2 separate regions of the Homo sapiens genome follow, and region 2 is linked to region 1. The links are chromatin loops, found by intact Hi-C in ENCODE. Cell type or tissue: CD14-positive monocyte. All regions are shown on one strand. Each heading gives the region's core, and the rest is flanking DNA. Links, peaks and the distances in the headings are about the cores only.

Evidence for each region. A loop is a pair of places that touch in the nucleus more often than their neighbours do. Peaks named below come from ENCODE experiments on the same cell type or tissue, not always from the same donor. Only the 100,000 strongest peaks of a DNase experiment are listed, where the experiment ranks them.
Region 2: a loop joins it to region 1, with 9 times the contacts of the local background. A loop is called at or near these places in 19 of 110 quality-filtered maps.

What each region holds. Positions count from the first base shown.
Region 1 is chr9:18,253,087-18,257,604 of GRCh38, forward strand. It overlaps a transcript of ADAMTSL1 not described here. Among named protein-coding and RNA genes, the nearest start is that of ADAMTSL1, 220 kb to the right of the region's middle. In CD14-positive monocyte, for the core only: CTCF peaks have their summits at 2,145 (motif pointing right) and 2,350; a DNase peak (open chromatin) is centred at 2,165; H3K27me3 peaks cover 203 bases.
Region 2 is chr9:19,455,577-19,460,094 of GRCh38, forward strand. No RefSeq gene overlaps it. Among named protein-coding and RNA genes, the nearest start is that of MAP1LC3BP1, 5.6 kb to the right of the region's middle. RefSeq lists enhancers at 1,665-2,260, 1,855-2,149, 2,164-2,303. In CD14-positive monocyte, for the core only: CTCF peaks have their summits at 2,028 (motif pointing left) and 2,240; a DNase peak (open chromatin) is centred at 2,035; H3K4me3 peaks cover 559 bases.

The DNA of each region.
Region 1 (4,518 bases), core at 680-3,179:
GAGAGGTTTCTATGATGTAGATGTCATGATGAGTGAGGAAACCAAGGTGTAGAACAATATGTATGGTACTATCTCATTTCTAAACCAAATAAAAAGCTGAAACCTTACCTATGTCTATATATGAGTGTATATGTCTGTATGGGTATACATAAAGTGGTAGAAGGATGAACATCGGATGTTAACATTGGTTACCTCAGGAAGGAGGGAATGAAAGGGACCCTGGGTGGATGGAGATGACTAATTTCTCCTTTATACATCTTTTGAAGATTTTCTTGGTAACAATGATCATATATTAGTTTAGTGCTAAAAAATAACAAGAAAGTAAAATAATTCTAACTAGTTGTCTAATTTTATCAAAGATAGTGTAAAAAACTAGGCCTATATTTCTTTTCTAAAAATAGAATGAAAACTTCCACTTTCCCCCATTACTATAGGAAGCGTCGCTGATTACTTCCTAAACCCCAAGAACAGAAGCAGCTTACAAAAAATTGTAAGTGACCTGGGTTGTATATCTCTCACTGCTCTGTGGGCAAAGTCAGGGGAAAATGCTTCTTTCTAGAAGTTGTCAAGCTTCCCTGTGGTCTGTCTGGTTGGTTCCTTGTTTCTAGCTGGAACTGCTTTTCAGGTCTTTCATTTTAATCCAATTTGATGCTTTAAAGAAATTCTAGCTAGTAGGAGCAGCCCCATAATTTCCGGAGATCTCCCCTTAAATAACAATTCCACTAGAATCTTAGCTTCACACACACTACTAAAGCTGTAGTTCTTAGGTAGTGGGACGAGGCAAGCACCAGCAGTGATAATGGCATGCTTTTTGATGAGTCTTTGATGATATACAACTTTTCAAGCACATTGCCATCTTCATTCCTTTGGCAACAAATTTACGTGCCAATTCACGTGCTGACCCATCTGTGTGCAACCTGCCACTGTAGACCAGATATCATCGTGTTTGGGAGGCAGCACCTCCTCGAGTGATTAAGAGCCTGAGCTCTGGAGTCAGACTCCCTAGATCTGAATTTTACCTGAGCCACCCTGTAAGCTGTGTGGTCTTAGACTCAATTTCCTCCCCTGTAGGATGGGAGAGCTAATCACGTCCACCTCACTGGTTTGCTATGAGATAAACTCTATAAAACTCTTAACAAGTAGTGTGTTAGTCATCATTATTATTTGAGGGCTAACATTTACGGACGGGTGGCCACGTTTTCTTTTCATAGTATCTTAAACAGCCTCACCTATGGAACTACCGTCAATACTCTTTTTGGTTTTTTTTTTTTTTTTTTTTTTTTTTTTTTTTTTTGAGATGGAATCTCGCTCTGTCCCCCAGGCTGGAGTACAGTGGCGCGATCTCAGCTCACTGCAAGCTCCACCTCCCGGGTTCACGCCGTTCTCCTGCCTCAGCCTCCCACGTAGCTGGGACTACAGGCTCCCGCCACCACGCCCGGCTAACTTTTTTGTATTTTTAGTAAAGACGGGGTTTCACCATGTTAGCCAGGATGGTCTCGATCTCCTGACTTCGTGATCCGCCCGCCTCGGCCTCCCAAAGTGCTGGGATTACAGGCGTGAGCCACCGCGCCTGCCCCCCCGCCCCCCCCAGTACTCTTAAATACACTTTGCAGTAAGGAGAAAGTGTGGGAAGAAGAGAATTGTGAGTGGAGCATTTTACAATCATTTTTAAAATTAAGAACAGTTGGTATGTATAAAGTTATTAGCTATGTGGCAAGAAGGGGAAAATTTTGTCGGCTTTGCTAATTTACTTTGTTAAACTTAAATCTGATACATAAGGAGCTAAATTTATGACATTATCTAGAGCAAGAATTAAATTGGTAATCTTCCCTTGTCTTAGCAATAGAAACCCAATTTTCCAAAGCCAGCTCACCTGCGTTTGATGATCTATAGGTTATATTTTTTCTGTATTTAAAGTGTGACCTTACTGGATTTGCAAATGATATTGCATTTATTTTCATTAAATGTTTGAGTGAAAGTTTCTATATCTGACTTGTCTTCATTTTTCCTCCTAATAAACTTGATATTGTTTGAAATCTTGTTTGGCATTATAATATTAACAAATTCCAGCTTTTGGTGTTTTAGTGTCCTGGCTGTCAAGGGATGAAAGCTGAAGGGTCCCGTGTATTTGCACATTCGTAGGCTGTAACTCCACACAGAAACCACTAGGGGGCGCTGCCGCATTCTTTACCTTGTAGCAGGCGTATAAGCGGCAGGCGTATGAGCGTTTGCTAGCATCTTTAAATCATGTGTGTATGCTCATACTTAGAAAAAAAAAAAGAATGAGGCTTTGATAGTAAAAACAGACGAAACTCTCAGCAGGTTTCACATGTCAGTACTTAATTTCTGCAGAGTCAGAAAGAAGGCTTTGTTTTTTAGGCTGTACTCCTGTGACCAGCTACTTATGTTAACTTCTAGAAAAGCTTTGAGCATTTCTGTGACTCCCCAGTGCATTTAGCATTTCCTATGTAATAAGAAATAGGCCTTTTACATTACAGGATATGTATGAATAAAGGTGTGAAATATGAACCAATCATAAATATAGTGGTTTCCTCTCTAAAGGAAATATCTATGTTTGCAAATCCAGAGACAGGTGAAAATGAGGACTTTGTCTTTTCATATGCTGTTATTAAATCTTATTTATTTGGATGCAATTCATCGTTCTGTCGAAATCCCACTCCTTGCCCACTCCCTCCCACCTCTCTGCCTCTTTCCCTGGTCTCCAGCTGGCCCTTGGTAAGCCTTTCCATCTACCCTCTTTGTCAGAAGACTCAGGGAGTCTTTCTGACTACATAACTGCGAAGCAGAGATTATAATCTGTTTCTAAATCTGATTGTGGTCTTGTTTCTCATATGCAACTGACTTTCGCCCCCATCAAAGAGCCCTGTTTTTGATTTTTCATGTCTGGATGACTACAACATTATCTTTGGCAATCTTCCTTGTTTCCTATTTGAAGATGCTCTTCCAACCGAAAAGCATAATTTCTCTCACTCTTATCATGAGATTCCATTTCTTAAAATGTGACATAATGCTTCTCTGAGCATAGTCTACAAGTCTACATTCTGCACCTTTAAATTGAAGGTCCCCTTCTTACTCAGCTTCCATGACATGAAATCTCATAAATGACCTTGAGGAGGGTTTTATTCATGCTGGATCAAAGGCAAAGGGCATCGTACAGGCTGGGACGTTTGTCTAAGCATGAGAAGTTTGACAAAGATGGAAGACGCTAGGCAGGCAATAGGTTGGTTGCAATAAGAAAGGGCAACTTAGACCCTTGAACTCCTGACAGGGTTTCCAGGAGTTCCTCAAAGGTAGGGTGTAGGTACAGGAAAGAATGCAAAGTACAGTCCAATGAACCCTGAGGTTGGAGGATATAGATGCTTAATGGAGCTTGCAAAAGTCATTGTGAACCTTCTCTGTCTAAAACACTATCCTAGATGTTAGATGATGTTTTGAAAAAGAAATGGGCATAGACATGAATAGAATATGGTTTCTGACATCAAAGGAGTTAACAGCCCATTGGGGAAGACCAAGGAGCCAGTGCTATAGTAGGAGAGGGACAGAGAGGCTTAAGAGCTAATTCTGGAACCTACTAGCCTCAGGAAGTTTTGCTTCTAGCCCAGGATTCATTATTTACATGTGAACCAGATGAGCCAGCGGTGTTGCCCAGCAACCATCGTAATATACAGCCCGGGTGCTCTGATAGTGACATCTCCCTGTCAGCACTGCCTGTTCCTTGGGAATGTTTTCTTTGATTCATTTTCCCAAGAAATTTCATTAAGCCATATTCAAAGTAAAAGAGTTTTAAACCCCCACTGACTTTTACCCCTCTTCTGTGCTTGTACTTTATCTGCCAGAGAAGTCCCAGAGACAGCTGTACCCCTGCCTCAAGCTTACACATTCCATGAGAGTGGTTTTTGTTCATTAAAAATAATTTCCTGATATCTTCAACTTATCTTAAATTCATCCAAAAAATAAGCTTGATTGATGTACAGGTAGAATGTTGGATAGATGATAGGTATGAAATAAGTCAAATATAATAAAATATCAATTACAAAAATTAGATGTCAGGTATGGTGATCATCACAACACAATTCTTTAAATTTTCATATTTGAAATTTTTCATAAAAATGTTTTTTAAAAACAAAAAGTTATTTTGTAATTTTCTAATTTATCAAGAGTATCTTGCTACAGAATGGAGGAGATCCAAAAAGATAATGTGAAAGGCAGAGAATTCAAAACAAAATCCAACTCAATTAAAAATTTGCAATGGACTTGAATAGACATTTTCTCTAAAGATATACAGATGTTCAATAAGCGCATGAAAAGATGCTCAACACCCCAGTTATTAGGAAAATGTACAATAACACAACAATGAAATATCACTTCACACTACAATAGTTATTATTCCAAAATAATAATAATAACAACAACAGAAAATAAAATGTGTGGGTGATGATATGGAGATATTGGAATCTTCGTGCATTGCTGTTGGGAGTGTAAAATAGTACAGCCCCT
Region 2 (4,518 bases), core at 959-3,458, 1.2 Mb after region 1:
CAGAGCGAGACTCTGTCTCAAAAAAAAAAAAAAAACCCAAAAATCTCAAATATAGAATACAGTTCATTTATGCTGGATTTCATCAAATCACTAGAAGGAAGATCGTGACATTTTAAAATCATAAATTTAGCAGGAAAATTTTTACCTACTTCTTTTAATTTTCTGTGGCAGTTTTTTAAACTGAAAGGACTCACAGATCATCAGATTTAGAAGAATAGTCTGGGCACAGTGGCTCATGCCTGTAATCCTGGCACTTTGGGATGCTGAAGTGGGTGTATCGCTTGAGCTCAGGAGTTCAAAACCAGCCTGGGCAACATGGTAAAACCCTGTCTCTACCAAAATTACAAAAATTAGCCAGGTGTGGTGATACACACCTGTAGTCCCAGCTACGCAGGAGGCTGAGGTGGGAGGATTGCTTGAGCCTAGGAGGCAGAGGTTGCAGTGAGCAGAGATCGTGCCACTGTGCTCCAGCCTGGGCCAAACAGTGAGACCATTTATCAAAAAGAAAAAAAAAAAAGAAAAATCGTAAGAGAAGAAAGACTGGATAAGCATTATCTGTATCATTACAGTGGGTTTTTAGACTTTTTTTTTTTTTTCTGGCAGAGGTGAGGGGACAAGGAGTGGCCCCATAGTTGTTTGGCAATATAAAAGCTGTAGGAAAACGTCCATGTAGAGGTTGAGTATCTCTAATCCAAAAATAAAAAATCAGAAATTCTCCAAAACCTGAAACTTTTTGAGCACCTATATAAAAATCAAAGGGAATATTCCTTGGAGCATTTTAGACTTCTGATTTTTGGAATAGGGATGCTGTATAATGCAAATATTCCAAAGTCTGATATCTGAAATCCAAGCATTTCTGGTTCCAGGCACTTTGGATAAGGGACATTCAATCAGTATATAATTTTCTGGGGGTTCAGACATCTCTAGTAGCCCATCCAGGTAAACAGCCTCTGCCCAACAGGAGACTAAGCAAGCACTCAAATCCTTTTGGTGCTGAAATTGGTTACTCAGTCTTCGGGACTGAACTTTTTTGAGGCTGTGGTCAGGGACAGTGGCTGAGGAAGTTGAGAGCTCTGCTTTTGGGGCACTGGCACGGGTGTGTGTGCCTCTCTCCCCGACAGTCTGGATTATTTGTTTCTCCTCTTGGGTGACCTCTTTTTCTGAGTCTGGCTGGGAGTTGATGCAGCCACACCTGCTCCCTTTTCCAGATTGCCCTTTGAAGACCAGAGCTCAGGGGCTAGCCTCTCCCACTCTTTTCTTTAAAGGACTTTTCATTAAAAGACATTACATTGAAAGACTGTGTTAAAGAACTATACTACAAAGGGCTGGAGTGGGCAGACCCAGGGTTCTGGCAAGTGACATCTTAGGGCTCCTCAACAAACTGGGAACTTAGATTTTTTCCTTGCAGCCTCTTTCCTGGTTTACAGTTTCACAGTTCTTAAGATGGTGTTTGGGTTTGTCATACCGTTCTGTCTACTTTTGTATAGTTGGATTTTTTCATAATAAGAACTTAAAAGATACGGTATTTGAGATTTTGTTCTCCACTGTCTCCAGAGCCGGTTCTCAGCCTCCTTTCCGGCCCCGTTTTAAGAGGGCTGGCAGCCCCTCTCTCCCAGAACTTATCTTGTCTCAAGTGGCACTTCTGTCTCTAACTGTCTCCAGCCTGGCGACACCTAGTTTACCTGGGAAGTCTTCTCTTTGGGTGTTAACTCACAAAAAGGAAGAGATCACCCTCACCTGGGTTTTTATTTATTTTATGCTTCTCATTAAAACAAAACATTTGATTCAGCTGCTTTGGCAATTGAGAGCAGAGACCAAAGTGCTATTTTTAAGATGTAACAAATAACAGTAGTTTATTTTTATATTCGGGCTAGTGATAGGAAACTGGCTGAAGGTAAGGCCAGGAGCATGAAGTAATGGAAAACATACAGTGGCGCTGATGATATTTGGGAGAGAGGGTTTCCTGTGAACAAAGAAAGCCATTAGCTACTGGGTGGGAGGGACGGAGACGCTCCTGGAGTAATACTGCCATCTTGTGGGTTTTTGAGGCATTGCTATGTGGCGCAAGCGAAGCCCTTCCCAGTTCCTAATCATCCCAGAGATCACCAATTGTCTCAAAACGCCAAGTTATGTAATCTCTTTCTGGGCCCAGGTATGTTTCCCTGCATTTTTCCAAGCATCTCTCTCCCTTCCTTTTCCTCTCCTCTCTTCCCTTAGAAATTCAGTTTTCACCCCCCACCCCGGGTGTTTTAGAGGTTGCCCAATGTGAAAGCAAATACTGTTGTTGGCTCTCGGTATTCGTGGTTCCAGGACCCCCCAACCCCCATACCAAAATCCCAGAGGCTCCAGTCTCATACATAAAATAGCATTGTATTTACATATTACCTATGCACGTCTTGTGTGCTTTAAATCATCTCTGGATTACTTATAATACCTAATACAATGTATATGCTGTGTAAACAGTTGTTAAACTGCGTTGCTTTTTATTTGTATTATTATTTATTGTTGTGTTATGATTTTTTACTGTTTCTTTTTCCCTGAATATTTTCGATCCATGTTGAATAGGTGGATGTGGAACCTGAGGTTACAAAGGGGCTGTATTTAAAACCAATTTAAGGTAGATGTGATTTAAAGGAAGTTTTGTGTTTTTGTTTGTTTATTAGATATGGGGTCTTGCTGTGTTGCCCAGGCTGGAAGGTAGGGGCTATTTACAGGCTCCATAATGGCACACTACAGCATTGACCTCCTGGCCTCAAGCGATCCTCCTGCCTCAGCCTCCTTAGTAGCTGGGCCAAAAGGCACTAGCCACCGACCAGTCTGGAGGAAGTTTTTAATCCACTGGAGTGAAATTTAACTTTTGGGATTAATAGCTCAATTTACACAAGTCAAATGTCATTATAACTCAGATCTTTTTAAAGATGAATCTAATTTAAATCAACACTCAGCAAGTGTCTGTGTGGTATTACCTATTATGCTGCCTGCAGAGGGTTATGGGGACGGATGGAGCAGCTCAGATCTGGGGAGGGGAGAAGGCCACTGACTCTGCCAAATCCCCGTAGTGGAGAGGAATCAACAGTGCTAGGGAGGCAGGAAGGAGAGAGTGGTGAGTTTTCACCAGGGAGGAGCGAGAATTCTAAGCTTTAACTGATAAACCATGAGCCACATATAATACGGAATTTCAGTCCAGTGAAATAATTGGTCGACTCCCTAGGAATATTATTGGTAGACTCCCTAGGAATTTTCTTACAAGCAAACCTTATTTGACAGCCCATCACATAAGTTATCTTTCACATAAATGGTCTCATTTACTCCTCTCAGCTATTTTGCGAGGCTGGCATTACCATTATTCCTGTTTTGGGTACGACTGGAAATGTATTTTGACCACTGCTATTGCAAGGATGTGAACCCAGGACTTTTGACTCTTAGGTTTAATTCTCTTTCCACAGAGGATTTATGGCAAATGAGTTAAAGGTTTTCATATAGGTGGGCACCAAATTGGAATTGTCAGTTTCAAAACTGTCCTATTAGTACAAATAATTGGGTAAAATACAGTTGGCCTTTCATATGCATGGGTTGTGTATCTGTGAATTCAACCAGCCTTAGATTAAAAATACTTAAAAAATTCAGTGTTGAATATGTAGAAAGTATTTTTTTTACAGCTTTTAATTGTACCTTTATTCAACTTAGTTCATTAAAAATGTACTTGTTTTAAAGATCCTGCAAATAAAGTGACCACTCACTAATGTGGGCTATAGGTCACCCCTCAGCATGTTATTTATTTTTTTTTAAAAAGCAGTATGTCTTATAGGAATCTTACTGATCACACAGTAGTTACAATAATGTCAGATGTGATGTATACATTCTAAATGAGACAGGCTGGTTAAGAATTTACATAATGTAAAAATATACATATTAAAAGTTAGCCAAGTGGACAGATGCATGCAGTGGGGAGAGCAGGTGACAGGAACTGCTTTAATGATCAGTACAGGGCCCAGATGCAAGGAATCTGGGTTTCCCCTATTATAGTAAATAGCTTTCACTAATGTATACAGGAATTCCATACACATCTAAACACACGAGGGTAAGTTGTGACTTGCTACATGTACAGTCTAAAGTGGTGTAACTGTGATCTTCCTGTGATACTCCCAAGAAAACTAAATAGTGGACCCCATGCAGGTAGTGGGAAGCACTGGTCTTTTATCACAGGTTGAACCTGAGGAGGTTTAACTCCTGACATTAGTATTTGTAAAGAGTGTATGACTCCTTTTTCTATGTTTTCTCCACAACTGACATGCATTCAGTGTGGGGGAATTCTGATGGCTATTTGACCTATCAGTGATAACTGAACTACTATTAAAAATGTGGGAACCTTTTCAATAATATTGAATTACACATTTAACATTAAAAAAAACAAAAACAAAAACATGGATCATCCATGGCTTTAAGCCAGAAGGTAGAAGGGAGTGTGTCTGAATTTTAATGCTTTTAGTTATACTATTCTGTGGTTTCTACCGCTGT